Regions from separate parts of the Homo sapiens genome. Here region 1 is linked to region 2. The links are chromatin loops, found by intact Hi-C in ENCODE. Cell type or tissue: ascending aorta. All regions are shown on one strand. Each heading gives the region's core, and the rest is flanking DNA. Links, peaks and the distances in the headings are about the cores only.

Region 1 (7,574 bases), core at 2,575-7,574, 230 kb after region 2:
GCCCAAGATCTCTTGGCTGGTAGTCAAGAAATATTAGCTATTGTTATGATTTCAGTACAGTCATTTGGGCCATTGTACTAGAGCTGTGCTATTCAATATGGCAGCTTAAAATGTGGCTAGTACAAATTGAGGTATGCAGTAAGAAAAAAAATACACACCAGATTTTAGAGACTTAGTACTCAAAAAGAAGATGTAAAATATCTCACTAATTTTTAAAAATGTTAAGTACACGTTAAAATGACAATATTTTGGATATATTTGGTTAACACGTATATTATTAAAGTTAATTTCATGCTACTCTTTACAACGTTTTCTGGGAAAAGAGTTAATTCCAACTGTTTCTTTCCATTTTTTTTTTTTTGTAATTGAGTTACCAGAAAGATGTTAAATTACATCCATGGTTTATGTGATATTTCTGTTGGTCAACACTGTTCTAGAGCATTCTGCTATGAATTGGCTTGGTGAGGGTAAAAGGTGTGTGAGGGCAAAGGAATGTATTTGCACCCACGTTCTCTGCACTCTGCTGCTGGCATCTCTGTGTGCCTCACCTCACTTGTGGGTGCCTCCCTGTCACCTGGCCTCTGAGGTTAAGTAGGTTGCCCCAGGCTCCATGGCTGCAAGTGGTAGAGCTGGGCTTTGAACGCAGGTAGCCTAGCTCCAGAGCCTGCCTTTGAGTTCCAGAAATGTGAGTGATTTTAGGTAGTGACATTCAGCACGTGGAGAGTGGGGTCAGCTTGTGAATGTATTACCCCTTTCAGGAAGCATGCATGTGCACATTTCCAGAGGCCTCTGAGGAGTGAGTGAAATGCTGGGAATTTCTGGCATCAGTGGCAAGGTCTCCAGGAAATACCTTCCATCCTAAAGCAGTCTCCTGTGAAATCTGAGCTGCTTGCACATTGCGTTCCAGGGCCACCAGCTTTTGGCCTGTACTAGTGAAATTCTGCCTGAAGCCTAAGTCCCGAGCAAGGATCCAAGCTCCTTTGTACCCTAAACCTGCCTGCCTGTTAGAACATCACTGTTCTAAAATCGGCCTCACCCTCCATCCAGCCACACACATCCTGGCTCTCATTCTACCCCATGCACTTCTATGCACCCTAGCCTTTCCTCTATGCTCCCACTCAGCTTATTTGATATTTCTTGTCTTGCCCACAAGGCCAACTCATCCTTGAAGACCCAGCTCACACATCACCCTCTCTACAGCCTTCCCTAACTCCTTTAAGATAAAATCTATCACTCCCTCCTCTGTTCCACATTGTAATTCCAGATAACTATTTGTCTATGTCTCTGTGGCCCCCGCTTGATGATGTGCTCCACCTGGGCAGTGGCAGCATCCTGCCTGTCCTAGTCTATCCTAGCAGTGCCTAGTAAGTGTCTGCACACATAAGATGCTCAACACCTGCTCTGGAACTGAATTAGATGGAATCACATTTAAACAACTGAAGGAGAAGGATGACAGCTCGCTCACAATTGGAATTCCCCTTTGCAAATCCTCAGGGAGACTAATTGCTCCTGCTCTTGGCCTGTCTGTTAAAATGCAGGATTAAAAAGAGAAACAGGTAGCAGGTTTTTTTGTTGTGTTTTGTTTTGTTGTTTTTTTTTTAACTTCTGAAATGAGTATTACAGAAGAAAATCATGCAGGAGGAAAACCATGATAACTCATCAGCATGATTCAGCAATGGGGCACACTTCAGAGGAAAGGAAGATTGGTTTTGCTCATAGGCTCTTTATCTGTGAAACGCAATCACTCTCCCTCACTGGTGTTTCATGCTCTGACGTCTTATGGTTTGAGGCACGATCAGGGGCCTATTTCTGTGACACCTGAAGGCTTTACACTTGCTTCTTTTGCTTCTCACAGCAGCCTCATAGAGTGCAGTGAATTTTTTCAATATTTTCATTGGTCTTACAGTTTTGTCTTATAGATTTGCAACTTGTGACAACTTTTCCCACCTTCACATGGTTTGATGATTTCCCTTCACACCTACTACTAATGGTTACAATGCTCTGGATCACGCCTCGTGAATCATCGGTGTCTGTCCTCCCCTACCACAGCCAGGTGCTGACAGTAACAACTAGGTGCCGGCAGTATTTTAAAGATGGCAGTATGGCCTGGAGGACATGCCACAGGCCCTGAAAAGGAACCTTGAGTTGGACCCAAGAGCCAGTCCCCCAGAGGTCAGGTGCACCAGAGGTCAGGATCCCTCCCTTGCCTCACAGGGATACCCTGACCACTCTGCTCCCACTCCCCATCTCTCACTGAAGGATTCATGTCTGATATGTGTGGATGAGTTATCCTCCCACGGGTGATCCTGCCCCACCAAAATCAAAGTGACTCTTATTCTAAGAAGCAAAAATTTGACCTCACAAACACACTGCTGTTTCATCCGAGGAGCCTACCCCATCCCCTGAAATAATATTTTGCACAAAACTTTCAATTAATTTACTACAATGTCCAGCAAAGATCCAGCACTTTAAAGCCGGATGACTCAACAGGAAGAGCTTTCAGTTTTCTTCCTGATTGTAAGTTTGTAGCCTAAATTTTTGAGTAGGTACAATTTAGAGAAGGAAGGCTGCCTTCTGCTCAGGATAAACAGGAAATTTGCCTATACAGTCAGTGTGAAGAGCTGTGTAGTAGAATGATCTGCCGATATTTAGCTTCTATTATAGTGTTCTCCTCATTCTTCCTTCTCCATCTCCCCCTCCAGCTTCTCTTCTCTACTAAAAAAGGTGTCAGAAAGTCTGGGAATACAGACTGTCCTAAAGCACTGCAAGTAGTTCCCTCCTCCTGACGGCAATAGAGCCCCCTAGAGACCATCCGGGTGACCAGTATGAAGAAGTCGGTGGGTAGCCCTATTTGTTGGAAGTGAGAAATAATGAGAACTTTTTATGTTTCAAAGATGGAATAGGAAAAGTTGTCAGACCTGCAATGTAATAGTCCCAGGGGATGAAGAGTATACAGAAGTTTGGGGTCTATAGGGCTGGACGGCCTGATACAATCTGATGCCACCCCTCTGGATGACTGGATCTTTGCAGAAAGGTCACATAAGGGACTGAAAGTTAGTACTAAGAACTAACTTTCTGCAGTTCTGGGAACTTAAGCAAGGGGCCATCTTGGCCAAGCTGAACACAAGGTTGATCATTTTCCTGAAGAGACCTTGCTGTGGTTTGAATGCGTTCCCTACAAAATTCATGTGTTGAAGCTTAATCTCCATGTGATGGTACTGAGTGGTGGGGCCTTTTGGGAAGTGATTAAGTCAGGAGAGCTCCGCCCTCATGAATGGATTAGTGCCTTGTAAAAGAGTGTGAGGAACTAGTTTCGGTCCATGTTGCTCTTCCACTCTTCTCCCATGGGAAAACACACTGTTCCTCCCCTTCAGAGAATAAAGCAAGAAGGTGCCATCTTGGAACCAGACACTGAACCTGCCAGTGCCTTGATCTTGGACTCCCAGCCTCCAGAATTGTGAGAAAGAAATTTCTGTTGATAATAAACTACCCAGGCTCAGGCATTTTGTTACTGTAGCACAAACAGACTCAGATAGACCTTGAATAGCCTGTGCAAAGCCTTGAACTAACATCATCTGAAGGCTCAAGTGGGCACTTTCCACAGCCATGTGGCAATGATCAGCAACATTTCCCCCCCTGGAGTGTGAAAGTCAGGCTGACCCTTCTTTTTGAATTATGTAAACCTCTGGGATTTTGGAAAAGTTATGGGGAGACAGAGGGCCCCAAGACGGAGAGGCTAGACTTTCTGCTAATCCCACAGTCTGATAAACCATGGGAACTTAGGCTACTTGTTTTGTGTAAAGAAGCTAAATGTGACAGTATTTACCCCCTGGGTTTGTGGAGCAGTCCTGTTGATTACACTCAGGATACATGTATACATAAGCAATTGAAAATGAGGTTTCACCACCAGCCCAAAGTTGAAAGCTGGTGAAGGGGCTGATCCCCAGCCTCTGTCTTGATGGTTCTGGGATTCACTGAGTCAAAAACACACAGCAGAAGCCACTTGATAATGTATTTTATACTTATAACAAGAAGCAGAAATGATCACTCTCGGGGGAAACAATGCTAAAACAAAACAAAATAAGAGCTTGAGCTTTGAGACAAGGTTTGCCACAGTCATTCTGCATGTAAATAAATATTTCCCTACAACTTACTCTCTGCCATGCACTATGCTAACTACTAGGGAATAAAATGAAAAACAAAGCAGACATAGTCCTTGCTCTCTAGTATTAAGGTAAAGAAATACGTTAATCAAATAATCACTCAAATAAATAAATAACTGCAGTTAACATTGAAAACTAATTATCTATTTTCAGCCCAATTAATTTCCAGCTAAGAAACAAGACAGATCAGCCTCTATGTATAAAGCTCAAGATACAAAAGAGTTAAGCCCTACATGTGGCCCTGTTAAGGCTGTCCCAGGGGGAAAAGAGGGACCCATTCATTAGTCCCGGGGCAATGGGTTGGTTCTTCCTCTACTGTCATTTCAGAGAATGTGCATTCCCTCTGGCATCCTGGCTGGCCCGGAAGGTCACTGCAGGCTCAGGATGCCACAAATACAGGATTGTTCACTTTCTTTGGCTGGGGAACTGGGCTGGGGACCAAGCTGGCCCACAAATGCAGGTTTTCCCACTTTATTTCAAGGGCAGCCAACTTCAGGGCCTTAAAAACGGGCTAATGGCAACAATGAGAGTGATGGTGAGGGGAGCCAAAGTCAATGCCATCGACAGGCCATGTTGCCTTCAGAAAATTTCCCAATCTTTGAAATAACTACAGAGTGATTGCCAGAGTGACTCAGAGGGGAGGAGAGTTGGAGTGACTTTGGCTACTAAGGTTGTGTGTTGAAATAATAAAAGGAATTTCCTAGGGATCCCCAATCTAGTCTATTTTTTAACAGTGTAGTTTCAATTTCTTCCTATAATTCTTAGGCATACCTTGAATGAATAGAGAATTTTCTGTTAATTAACCAATTCAATACTGATTAATTCTAGTTCACTCTTTTAATAGACGTAAGATCTTAGGTTACAATTAATCCATCTTTCATTTCATCTAACCAACAAACATATTTAGTGCCTATTATATATCAGACTGTGCTACAGTCGAAGAGGGGCACCTAACCCAGACTGAAGAGGAGAATAACAGAGAAGGGTGGCTTCCTATAGCAGAGATAAAGCTTTGGGGGTCGCCAAATTTCATGCCATCTATCACTTCCCAAGCACATGGGAAACTACACTTCCCAGACACCCTTAGGAGTCCTTAGGTTGGGGCCACATGACTGGATATCCAATAGGATAGAGCAGAAATGATGTATGCTACTCTCAGGCCTGGCCATAAAATTCACTGTGCAACTGTCCATGTTCCCACTTTCTTTCCCTTCTGTTGTAACCTCTGAATCCAGATGGCAGCAATATAAGATGAAAACAATAAGGATCTCTAAGTCACTGCTTAGAGGAGAGCCACAGAAGGACTATGGGGCTTATTTGCTATAACCTAGCCTTGCTTACTCTAATATGTACTCTGTAAAGGTGGGGACATCTAAGTTTAGTACTGAAGAAGAAAATATCTAGGCTATGTCAGGTAAGATGACCAACTTTGATGATCTTATTCCAGCTAGATGGGGAAAATAAAACTATATCAAAAAATAGCCAGCTTACCAAGCAAAATATCTTGATCAAATACTGAAGTCTTGAATGAACCTCAGTTTTCTGCTTGGGAACAACTGAGTATTGTGGTTGTAGTCACCAAAGTAAAGACTGTAGAAGTTTCCTGGAAAAGTCTGATTCATAGCTGAGAAAGTTCTAACAAGAATGTAGGAAGAAGTAGTAGGTTCATTGAAGGAATCACTTTCTAATCATAAAAATGGATCATCCAGCTCTTGACCCTCTGAAGTTCACAATTTAATGAGGTAGAATTGAGGAGATCAGAGGCAGAATGTCATGTTTATTCAAGTCCTAGAACCTTGGATCCAGAATTTTTCCTCTTCCAGGAAGCCTCTTCTACTCAAATGTTAAACATGTCTCTGCTTAAATGTTGCTTCCTTAGGGAACCTTTCTGACAGCTTGATATAAAGAAGTCATCCAGTTACTGTCTGTTGAATCTCCCTATTCTAATTCTCTGTGTAGTGCTTCCCACTCTCTGATACTTTTCTTGTTTATGAATTTTGTTTGTTTGATTATTGGCCATCTCCCTTCACTAGAATAGGGGAAGGAATACTTTGTTCATGTCTCTCTCTAGCATGTTTCCAAGTGGCTAGCACATAGTAGGAGCTCCATAAATGTTTATTGAATAAATAAATAATCCCAGGAGGCTAAAAAAGAATAAAAAAGCAAACGTTTTGTTTTGAGATAGATTTGTAAATATACTGAATGGCCAAGTTGGGATGTGTCTCAAATGAGAACTACAAGATGGCATATTTGTCATTCTGCATCAAAGAAAAACCAATGTCAATTGGCATCAATATCTTGACTCTTTTTTAAATTAAATTTTCTCAAGTGGTCACACGGGAGCAGGTCTATTTCTGGAGAATACCTTTTTTAGACTCAACAAAATCCCAGGGATGAACACAGTTTTGATATAATAGAATTTGTATACACTAAACCCCTTTATTGCAATATGTCTCCAATCGTTTGATGCCCTAGATGCAATTATTGCTTTAGAAGCTAAAGTAAGCAAATTCTCTTTTCAAAAGGAATATGAATTCTTGGGCTTGTGCCTCCACTTCCTGATCTAACTTCTCTGGACCCTGAGGCATGGGCATTGTAGAACTGAGTTATCAGATTTTAAGAGCATGTAGGGGGTCTGTTTTGTGACTTAATGTTATCTTCAGAAAATCAACTAAAATCTGTTTAAATATCATGTCTGAAATAAGTGTAAAGACTAAACGGATGTGGTTACAATCTTGAAACTAGAAGCTATAGCCAGAAAATAGGTCAAGAAAAAAATAGACACAAATTGCCTGGATCTTGGCCATAAAGGTCAAGTACTGCTGGTCACAAAACAAGGAGGATTCTTCAGAGAAACTGAGGGACTCACATAATAGTTCTAGTAACAATTACAACAACTAACATTTATTTAGTGCTTACTATGCGCCAGGCACTCTGCCAAGTGCTTATCATATATCATCTCATTTAATTCCTTGGAACATGTGCCGCTGGGGGCCATATTAGTAATTTCTATCTACCTGTCAGGAAACTGAGGTTAATTACTGCATTAGTCCATTCTAATATTGCTATAAAGAAATATCTGAGACTGGGTAATTTATAAAGAAAAAATGTTTAATTGGCTCATGGTTCTGCAGGCTGTACAGGAAGCATGATGCTGGCATCTGCTCGGCTTCTGGGGAGGCCTCAGGTAACTTACAATCATGGCTGAAGGAAAAGGGGAAGCAGACCTGTCTTACATGGTGGGAGCAGGAGCAAGAGAGAGAGAAGGGGGGAGATGCTGTACGCTTGTAAACAACCAGAACTTGTGAGAACTCACTCACTATCATGAGAACAGCACCAGGAGATTGTGCTAAATCATTCATGAAGGACCACCCCCATGATCCAATCACCTCCCACCAGGCCCCACTTCCA
Region 2 (11,008 bases), core at 3,239-8,238:
TATGCTGGCTGGACAGATTGTAAAAACCTGTCATTATTGCCTCTTCCCCCAGATAGAGACTGCCTTGACACCCCCTTTTTTTTTCGAGACGAGTCTCACTCTGTCGCCTAGGCTGGAGTGCAGTGGCACGATCTTGGCTCACTGCAACCTCCGCCTCTTGGGTTCAAGAGATTCTCCTGCCTTAGCCTCCTGAGTAGCTGGGACTACAGGCATACGCCACCATGCCCAGCTAATTTTTGTATTTTTAGTAGAGTTTTAGTAGAGACGGGGTTTCACCATGTTGGCCAGGATGGCCTCGATCTCTTGACCTTGTGATCCGTCAGCCTCGGCTTCCCAAAGTGCTGGGATTACAGGCGTGAGCCACCGTGCCCAGCTGACCCCTTTTAAAATTTGTCCAGCAGCAGCATTTTCCAACCAGTATGGTGTTTTGTCTTTATGGAGGTTAGGGTTAGAACCCTGACCTGTACTACTGTTGCCATGGTAACTGCCCTTGGCTTTAAAAAAAGAATTATATAATTTCCTGAAAGTGTTGTTAGACAATGTTTTTACAAGAGCACTCTCTGCATTTAAAAATGTGACATTTTGCTCTTAGAACTTTTGGGAGAGTATTAAAAAAAAGCAATAGACCCAAGTCAGGAGCAGCTCTGCAAATCTGAGATGCAGATGTGCTGATTGGGCAAAGGCCCAGTGCATGCGTGTGCAGCGTCTCCAGTTTTCCAGCTTGAGCCTTCTCCTTGCCATTGCTTATCTGCTTCTTGACATTCTGTTTGAGAGTAAAAGGAAACTTAACTGCTAATCGCTGATTTAAATACTTAAACTCTGCAGAAGTATTTATTGCATTGACTTCAATCACTCCTTCCACGGTATTTTCTAAATATTTCTGTGTAAGTTTAGACACGTTTAATTATTTCACTTTTCTTTCTTCCACGATGAAGAGGCCATGTATGACTTGGCCCCTCTGATGCCTCAGGTCAGCTTATTTCTCTTTTCCTTCCCCTGCTCCACTGGAATGAGTGAACATCTGTACGTCCTTCTTTCCCTTCTTCCCTCTCTGTGGCCTGAGCTAATCTCTGGGGAGACCCTGATGATGCCCCTTTGAACAACTCAAGGGCTGCTAGGACTAGAGGGTCCCTGGGGTCCACCTAGCCCTAATACCTTAGGGGAACCAGGCCAGAGGGTGTAGCGGTGACATGTTCACTATTAACCAAGAACTTGGTGCTAGCACTGGACTAGCCCCTCGGGGCACCAACTTCTGTTGCAGAGCTGCCTCTACACATCTGCCTGCCCCACTCTTGCTCCTCCCCAGCTTATGAAGCCTCCAGTGCTGTCAAGCACTCCCTTTCTGGCACCTCCCTCTTGGTTTCCTGGTTCTCATTCTACCATTCCATCTGTTTTTCTGTTTCTTTCTCAGCTGCTCACTCTTTCTTCTTGGGGTTTTTTTTTTTTTCCCCGTGAGACAGGGTCTGGCTCTGTCGCCCAGGCTGGAGTATAGTGGTGCGATCTCAGCTTACTGCAACCTCAAGCGATTCTCCCATCTCAGCCTCTTGAGTAGCTGGGACTATAGGCGCACACCACCACGCCCGGCTAATTTTTGTATTTTTTTCACCATGTTGGTCTCAAACTCCTGAGCTCAAGTGATCCACTCGCCTTGGACTCCCAAAGTGCTGAGCTTACAGGCGTGAGCCAGTGTGCCTAACCTCGGGGGTTCTTGACTGAGGCATAGCCCTTGGCTTTCTGTTTTCCTCTGTCTCCTCTCCCTGAGGTGGCTTGTCTGGTCTTAGGATTTTGCTTGTCACTTCCTTGCTTACAACTCCAAAAACTCTGCCTGGGCTTCTCCAGTGGAACTACAGTCAGATGGCTGAAGCATCCCGGCTCTTGGGTCCCATCTTGAGCTGCCAGGTGCCTCAGATATGGACTGGAGGAGTGGCTGTCACTGTGGTTCGCTCCCATGTTAGATACAGGGCTAGTCTCAGCTCTGCCACTCCCCATGTGTGACCCTGGGTGAGTTACTTAATTCCCTAAGCCCTGTTTCCTCATCTGTAAAATGGAGATGTTAATAGCACTTTTTTTTTTTTAATTATTACTTTTTGTGAGATGGCGTCTCGCTCTGTCACCAGGCTGGAGTGCAGTGGCGTGACCTCGGCTCACTGCAACCTCCGCCTCCTGGGTTCAAGCGATTCTCTTGCCTCAGCCTCCTGAGTAGCTGGGACCATAGGCATGTGCCACCACGCCCAGCTAATTTTTGTATTTTTAGTAGAGACGGAGTTTCACCATGTTGGCCAGGATGGTCTCAATCTCTTGACCTCGTGATCTGCCTGTCTCAGCCTCCCAAAGTGCGGGGATTATAGGCGTGAGCCACTGTGCCCAGCTAGTAGCACTTCTTTAGAGGGTTCACTGACCATTGAGAAATGTCTCTGTGGCACTTAGGGCCGGTATAGGTACAGTCAACTGCTAGCTAACAGTAATTTTTATTCTCTCTAAAATAGAATTTAAGAACCCTCCCAGGCCAGTTCTCCTGACCCTAGTGCTGGCTTTTCAATCTGGCTTCCCTGACCCATCAATGTCACCAGTACCATCCATCTTGGAACTTTTGAACCATCTTGTATTTACTCATCCTCTTTTTTTTTGTCTTTTTTTTTGGAGACACAGTCTTGCTCTGTCACCCAGGCTGGAGTGCATTGGCGCGATCTTGGTTGACTGCAACCTCCGCCTCCCGAGTTCAAGCAATTCTCCTGCCTCAGCCTCCCAGGTAGCTGGGATTACAGGCACCCGCCACTACACCTGGCTAATTTTTGTATTTTTAGTAGAGATGGGGTTTCACCATGTTGGCCAGGCTGGTCTTGAACTCCTGGCCTCAAGTGATCCATCCATCTCAGCCTCCCAAAGTGCTGGGATTAGAGGTGTGAGCCACCACACCTGGCCTGCCCATTCTCTTTAAACCCTATATTTGGCCAATCACCACATTTTATTGACATTTCCTCTGCAATTGCCCTTGAATTTCTCTGTTTTTCTCCACTTACCCTGGAGCCTCCTTAACTGGTCTCCTGGGACTGGCCTCTTCAGCTTTAGACCCTGATTCTTTCTGTCTAGCTTGTGAACCTCTTCATAAAACCAAACTTCTCTAAATAATGCTCTCATAATGAATTTGTTTATTCATTCACAGGCCTGTTCAATGAATCACTATTAAGAACCCACTGTGTGCTAGGTAGGTGCTCTGCCAGATTCTTACTCATTTTTATGTCTTTAGCACCTATTAGAGTTGAGAGAGAATGAATTTAATGAAACATGACAAATAATATGACTAATATATTTTAAAAATTTGCAGAAGGCCAGCTGTGGTGGCTCACGCCTGTAATCTCAGCACTTTGGGAGGCTGAGGCGGGCAGATCGCTTGAGCTTAGGAGTTCAAGACCAGCCTGGGCAATATGGCAAAACCCTGTTTCTATCAAAAATACAAACAGCCAGGCATAGTAGTGTGCACCTGTGGTCCCAGCTATTTGGGAGGCTGAGGCAGGAGGATCACTTGAGCCCGAAGGTTGAGGCTGCAGTGAACCACGATCGCGCCACTGCACTCCAACCTGGGAGACAGAGCGAGACGCTGTCTAAAAAAAAAAAAAAAAAAGTACAGAAGCCCAACAAAGGGTGTGTTCATTCTCTCTGGAAGTGAGGGAAGGATTCCCAGAAGAAAGAACATTTGACGGAGGGCTTAAAAGTCAAATTAGTGTTGTTGAGCCAAGGGATGGGAGGACTCAATATACACAGAGTGGGCGCCAGGTGTGGAGGAAAGTTCTTCACCTACACGGTGTGGCTGGTGGACAGATCAAGGGTGCTAGGCAGGACTGAATTCTGCCTGCTGCCTGTTTGTGTTTTTAAAATAGCTTTAATGAGATATAATTTACGTACCATAAAGTTTACCTGTTTAAAGTGTACAAGTCAGTGGTTTTTAGTATATTTATAGAAATGTGCAACCAGTGGCCCATAATCTAATTTTACAACATTTCCATCACCCTAAGAAGAAACCTTGTATCTATTAACAGTCACTCTCCCATTCCCTGTGTGTGCCCCCCACGACCCGGCACTAGCCCAAGGTAGCCACTAATCTACTTTCTAGATTTATCTGTTCTGCACATTCATATGAATGGGATCATGCAATATGTATCTTTTGTGTCTAGCTTCTTTCACTTAGCGTAAAGCACTTGAGGTTCCTCGATGTTGTAGCATGTATCAGTTGTTTCATTCCTTTTTATTCCTGGGTAGTTTTCATTGTGTGGCTATACCATGTTTTGTTAATGCATTCATCAGTCCGATGCCTGTTTTTAAAGTTTTATTAGTTTTAAAGCCACACCCATTTGATAATATGTTGTCTATGGCTGCCTTCTCACTACTGTGGCAGAGTTGAGTATTGTGTCAGAGACCTGCATGGCCTGCAAAGCTTTAAATAGTTACTATTCAGCCCTTTGCAGGAAGAGCTTGGCAATTCCTGTAATAGAGGATGAAGACAATGAAGGGGGTAGGCTGGGGCTGAGTGGAAGATGAGACTGGAAAGGCCACGTAAGGATTTGGACTTAATCCTGTGGATCGGCTTCTCAAAGTGTGTGTGCTGTGTGAAGCCCCTGCATCGGATCCCTTGATGTATAGATTCCTGAGCCTCCCCCTGGGCTTACCAGCTAAACCCCTTGCCCCACGCCCTTATTCTTAATTCCACCTGGACTTCTTTCTTCAGTCTCTCAATTCTTGCCACTTTGGAAGCCCATGCTTAGGTCTTAGCTCTTCACCAAACCCTTGCCTGATTGCTTTACCCTCCTCCATTTCTTTCTTTTCTAAACATCGCTCTGAATCTTCTTCCCCCTACCACAACCTGTGCCTTCCCACAGTATGGAATTATATGTTTTATTGTATTACTTGCTGCTGAATCGTGTGTGTTAATTCTGCACACTCAGCTGGTGAGTGGACTGCTTTCGGGCAGGAACTAGGTCTTGGGTCTTTTTTTGCATTATGCAAATTGGGTTATTGCATGGCACCAAGGATGTTATTTAGAGTATAACTGAAAGTCTTCTTAAATGACTTTCCTTTTGCATAGTGCATCTTTATTTGCTTTGCATTCTATTAGTGGACTTAGTGTTTGGTCCCTAGGCCCCTCAACATTGGAGCTAAGCAGGTGTCCTCCATTTTGTATGACTGCTTTGATTTACTTTTTTAATTAAATCTCTTTTAATTAATCTTATTTTTTACTCTAAACTGCAGATCTTTGTTCAGTCTTTTCCCTAGCCCATTTCTAAATCTTTGTTACATTCTTCTTTACTCTGAGGGGTTTTAGTCATCTGCTAGTAAACTAGTTAGTCCTTTCCGTCAGCTGGGTAAAAAGCTATAAATGGTTTTCAACTCTATGCAGCTCCCTTGGGTTGCTCATTTGATCTGAGCCAGGTTTGAAGTTGGGCCATTGAGAATGATCTGTCCTCATGATGTAGGGGGTGACTCCAGCCAATTCTTAATATTGCTGGAATTAATTAACTTTGATTCCTCTAACTGAAAGAGGGCATTTTACTCTACCGTGTATTATTAAATACCTTATAACTTGATTTTTTTGATTTTGTTTTCTTGCTCAGTGAGTACTTAAAATATCCCTGCCGATATAGTAATTTGTTCCCTGTTTAATATGGCTTTTTCCTTTGTTTACTCTGGACTCAAGTCTTTGTAGCTTGTTTTCTAAGTCAGCTCAAAAGTTGCTGGTCATTGGATTTGGCAGCCTTTTCAAGCTTTACCCACCAGAATCCTACAGGAAGTTGTGTGTCGGCCAGAAGAGTCTGTTTATTTAGAGCGTGGTGTCCAGCAGAAGCAATCCATTTATGAGGGTCTGGTCTTAAAGACACAGGCATCTGAGTCTGTGTTTGGAAGACCTGCTGCTTTGGCTTCCATTGCAGCCATGTTCTCCATGCTTTCCTGTCCAGCCCGCCGGGGCACCTCAGTGGCACTGCTGGCTGATTGAAGGAGTCCTTGTCTCTGAGCTCCTTGGCCTTGTCTGAAAGGCTGAAATATCAAGGCCCAGATATTAGACAGGGTTCTAGTCCAAAGCACCCTACAATAATGCTTTGTATTTATGGCTTTTTTTTTCCACCTGAACCACAGAGTCCTTCAGCTGAACCTGAAATTTGTACAACTCTTGGAGGATGAGGGGCAAATTACAGGTATGACTTGGATACTTTTGAAGATAAGAGAGCTAATGAGATGAGGTGTTACTGATTCTCACTGTGAAGCAAGGACAGAGCCCAGCTTTAGGATCCAAGGTCACTACCATAGCCTAACTCTTGCCCGGAGCTGAAGTGTCCCCTTGTGCCCATTATGGCTTAACTTCTATTTGTTGATACATGTGTACACACATCTGATCCATTTTGAATTTGCTCCAGCAAGTCGGTGATGTGGCTGTCGGTTCTCTGTGCCTAGCACTGGGCTTGCCACAGGTTAGGGACTGCATGCCTGTGGACCCGTTTACGTGGAAGCTGCATCGATGTCTTCTTAAAAGGTGAGTCCCCCTCCCAGAGTGAGGTGTGGCCTCACTACCAGTGATGTGAGCACATACCGAGGTGCCTTGGGGGAGAGGGGCAGAGAGGTATAGCAACTGCTGAGAGGCCTGAGCACAAAAGGTCGAAAGTGAGCTGTCGTACCTCTCAGCCCTCGCCATGCCCCTGGGGTCTTTTAATGACCTACAGTTGGATTTTTTCATGAGGTGGAAGTTATATTGAAATTTCTGCCTCAGAATAGTTCCTGAAGAGCATTGACTCTCTGGGAGTCTTAGGTAAATTTAACACTTAATGAAGGTAAAAACAATCCTTTCCACATTCCTCTGCTCCTCCTCTCAACCTCAGGTCAGTCGATGTGCAAGCAGTGCTTTCCTTGGGAGGCAGCAGTTTCTGAAGGTAAAGGAGAAAGCCCTGGTCCAAGGGAGCCAAAGGTCCGTTGGGACACACATGATTCCGTGTTGGGCACATGGGCATGTAGGTGTCTCCTAGCCTTGCCAAGCTGTCTTAAATTCGGGCATCTTCCAAAATCAAAGGCAACTGAAGAGCTTAATTTCCAATGATGATACATTTTGCCTCAGTCATCTGGCCCCAAAAGACTTCTGGGGGCCGATCACCCTCCCTTCTATTCTGAACGCCCTCATCCCCTAGATTGTCACTTGGTGCTTTTGGCCAGGGGGCTCTGCTTCTTCCTTGCTGCGAGTTCTTCCTGCTGAGCCCAGCATCCCCGTGAGGGCTTTCACGCAGGCCCTTCATTGCTCTCGGTATGTTGTCAGCCCATGTGTTGCAGTTTATTTTTGATTCCTGCTTTCATAAGGTTTGAAGATTCCACTCATTTTTCCAGTGGTTGTTAAGATAGTGAGAATCTAAATGAAATGGTAATATTACCATTGTGAACAATTATTTTTCTAAAAGAATCTTTTGTGTTCATTTTTAATGCTGTTAAGATCTAATTCCCAGTATTTTATTTGGAAGCTCTTCAAATTTCCCAAATCATAAAATCTTTCAAAGCCTACTCCAAGTTACTTTTTCTTGATTCAGCTCTCCTATTTGCATTTAAAATAAAAAGGCCAGCCTATTTCCAAATATGGAAATGATCTATGTTTATTAGAGATCAGCAAAGTGATATGGGCCCTTGACTTGCTGTGAGGTTTTTTTTTTAAATGTGTTTTAGAGCAATGTACAAGGGCAATTTTTCGTCCTGTTTTGTCATGTGTTCTTAAATACATTTCCTAAACACTTTCTCTGGCTTGGTGCTATTACTGTGTATACGTCCTACATATGTTTCCTATTTTTTATGACTCATACTTACGGTACTCATAAAGATTTATCCTTTATCTTGGCTCTGAGTAATGAGCCCACTTGCACATTTCCAGCAGAACTGTGGGTTAGGGATTTTACATTTCATTCTGCTGGAGAGGCCTCTGGAAGGCATAGCACAGGCAGCGCAGCATGTTCCTTGTAGGCAGTACTCACTTCTCCCTGAGGGAACAGTTAGCTCAGTTTTTGTGAATTTACTAATTTTTGTTCTCTAGCTTTTCCTTTCCCTTTGCCCTTTTTAGCCATTTTGCTGTTTGAGTGAGGCCACACAAGAGCATGAACAGATGAAACAAATGCTCTACTCCTTTTTGCTGCTGAGTAACTGTGGTGGAGGAAGAAATGGAAATAATGAACTGAAACGATATTATTACATGTGGCAACAAACTCAGGCAAGGAGTCTTCTTGGGTCCAAATAAACATTCAGACCCATGAGACTATCATAGGCCATGGGTGGCTTCATTATACTTAAAAGGGTATAGGACAAGGACCACAGCTTACGGCATGGCAGCAAGGCATTCCTCCTTGTTGTGTGCCTTGTGACTGTTCACACATCAGTTCATCAGTTCACATAGCCATCCAGAGCTCTCCAGCTGATGGCTCAAATGCCAGGAGATGAGATCTCTGTGTGTGTGTGTGTGTGTGTGTGTGTGTGTGTGTGTGTGTGTGTGTGTAGTTCTCTAGTTTAAAAGCCTTAGGAAGGCCGGGTGCAGTGGCTCACACCTGTAATCCCAGCACTTTGGGAGGCTGAGGCGGGTGGGTTACCTGAGGTCAGGAGTTCGAGACCAGCCTAACCAAAATGGTGAAACCCGTCTCTACTAAAAATACAAAATTAGCCAGGCATGGTGACGCATGCCTGTATTCTCAGCTACTTGGGAGGCTGAGGCAGGAGAATCGCTTGAGCCCGGGAGGCAGAGGTTGCAGTGAGCCAATATCATGCCATTGCACTCCAGCCTGGGCAACAAGAGTGAAACTCCATGTCAGAAAAAAAAAAAAAAAAAAAAAAAGCCTTAGACCCTTGCGGGAACTAGTAGGCAACTATGTAGGAATAGTTTTCATGGTACTCTGTCTCATAAATATGCCCCATTTACAAGAATCACTGCTCTCAGGGAAGCCCCCAGATGTCACTTCTTATCAGATGTCTTAAAATTTTCCAGTCCCAATAGCAAGCTGCCTTGTGTTATAATTGACATATTGTCTTACCAGATTACCAGGGTTACAGAATTGAGAGAGTTAACAGAAGATCAAATTCTCATGTAAAAGGGAAAAGCTTTGCTCACTGTTTATCCACACCTGTACGTTTTATTGTTTTTATTTGTGGTATTCCTGACTGTGATAGGCTAAATAATGGCCCCCAAAGATATATCCACGTTCTAACCCCTAAACCTGGGAATGTTGCCTTTATATAGAAAAAGCCTTAGCAGGTGTGATTAAATTAAGAATTGTGAGATGGAGGATTATCCTGGATTATCTGGTGGCCCCTAAATACAGTCACATGTATCCTTATAAGACAGGGATTTGATGACACAGACAAAAGGGAAGACTGTGTGACCATGCAGGCAGAGATTGGTGGTCTGGAACCCACAAGCCAAAGAATGCCAGCAGCCACGAGAACCTGAAAGAGGCTGGGAACAGGTTCTCTCCTGGAGCCTCTGGAGGGCATGTGGCTCTGCTGACACCTTGGTTTTGGCCTAGCAATGCTGATTTTGGACTTCTGGCCTCCAGAACTGTGAGAGAATAGCCTTCTGTTGTTCTAAGCCACCCAGTTTATGGTAATTTGTTACAGCAGTATGGGAAATGAGCACACACTCACATTAGTTTGAGTTCCATGCTCCCTCCTGTCTCCAGTTTGTTTACTCCTGTGTTCCCCAGCTCTGTAAAGGACGCTACCACACAGTTGCCAGGGCCACAGTCCTTGGCATTATTATCCATGACTTCCTGTGTTTGCTCAGATGTCATATCCAATCCTATTTGTTCTACCCTAAGACCATATTCTGAATCTGCCCACTTCTGACCACCACCTTCGGTCTGACCCACCATCACATTTTTACTTGAGAGGCAGTGGGCCTCTGGCCCATCCCTCTTAGGAGTGCAAGATCTGGGGTAGAGCGCCAGTGTTGGAAGCCTGGCTACACTGCTCATGAGCTGTGGGGCTTTGGGCAAGTCAGTTAACTTCTTTATGCTTCATTTTCCTCATGTGGGCATAATCATAGTATCTACTTCATAGAGTTGCTGTGACGATTAAATAATTAAAGCATGACTGGTGCTTAGAACAGTGCGTGGAATATCATCAGCACTCCATAAATGTCAGCTGCTATCATTGTTAGCAATTAAGATCTATTCTCTAAGTGGCAGCCAGCATGATCTTTTGAAAGACTTCCGTCCAGTCACGAAGTTCACCAGTTCAGCTTCCTGCCATGGTTTTTTACATTTCAATGAAAATGCGCAATCCCCACCAGAGCCCTGAATGATCTTTTCCCCCTTCTCCCAGCACTCTCACCATTGCTCACTGTGCTGCAGTGGGCCCTGACATCTTGCCTCCTGTCCTTGGCATGGGCTCTTTGTTTTGCCTGAAGTACTTCTCCCAGTTACTCATGTGGCTGCCTTCACCCAGTCCCTGCTTTGCCATTACCTCCACTGAGAGGCCTTCATTGACCACCCCATTTAAAATAGTCATAGCACCCCACAACAGACACACTCTCTTTTACTGTTTTACTTTAAAATGTAACTTATATTACCACCTGATATTTATTTTTAAATATGTTCACTGTCTATCTCTTCTGCTAGTATATCATCAGTATAGATGTTTTATCTTTAGTTGGTATTGCCAGGAATTAGAACAGTGCCCACTACATAGTAAGCAGTCAAGAAACATTTGTGAAATAAACATTTGCATGAATAAATAAGTATGTTGATGTAGCAGTTTAGCAAATAGGTTAAGTCTAGAAATTCTATATATGGAAGTTTCTCATTAATTATATTTTTTGAAGATCTAGTTATTGATATTGGTATGTATGGCTTGGGCATAAAGTAATGTTTCTTAAACCAAGGCTTCAAGGTATAGAAGACAGCACTGGATTGTGAGTCTTAATAAAAGACTTCCCTCTTTTTTGGTCTTCCCTCTGTTGTGATCTTTTTTGTTTAAACTTGAGGGCAAATGTGTAGACCCATTTGGA

The links. Peaks named below come from ENCODE experiments on the same cell type or tissue, not always from the same donor. Only the 100,000 strongest peaks of a DNase experiment are listed, where the experiment ranks them.
Region 1: a loop joins it to region 2, with 2.0 times the contacts of the local background. A loop is called at or near these places in 1 of 110 quality-filtered maps.

What each region holds. Positions count from the first base shown.
Region 1 is chr1:91,550,491-91,558,064 of GRCh38, reverse strand. The region is part of intron 3 of LOC102723436 (a long non-coding RNA gene); the gene reads left to right. Among named protein-coding and RNA genes, the nearest start is that of CDC7, 53 kb to the right of the region's middle. RefSeq lists an enhancer at 1,930-2,089. In ascending aorta, for the core only: no CTCF peak of the experiment used is centred there; a DNase peak (open chromatin) is centred at 4,574; H3K27ac peaks cover 476 bases.
Region 2 is chr1:91,778,383-91,789,390 of GRCh38, reverse strand. The region is part of intron 3 of TGFBR3 (transforming growth factor beta receptor 3); the gene reads left to right. Among named protein-coding and RNA genes, the nearest start is that of TGFBR3, 100 kb to the left of the region's middle. RefSeq lists an enhancer at 1,246-1,375 and a silencer at 3,283-3,486. In ascending aorta, for the core only: no CTCF peak of the experiment used is centred there; a DNase peak (open chromatin) is centred at 5,800; H3K27ac peaks cover 3,492 bases.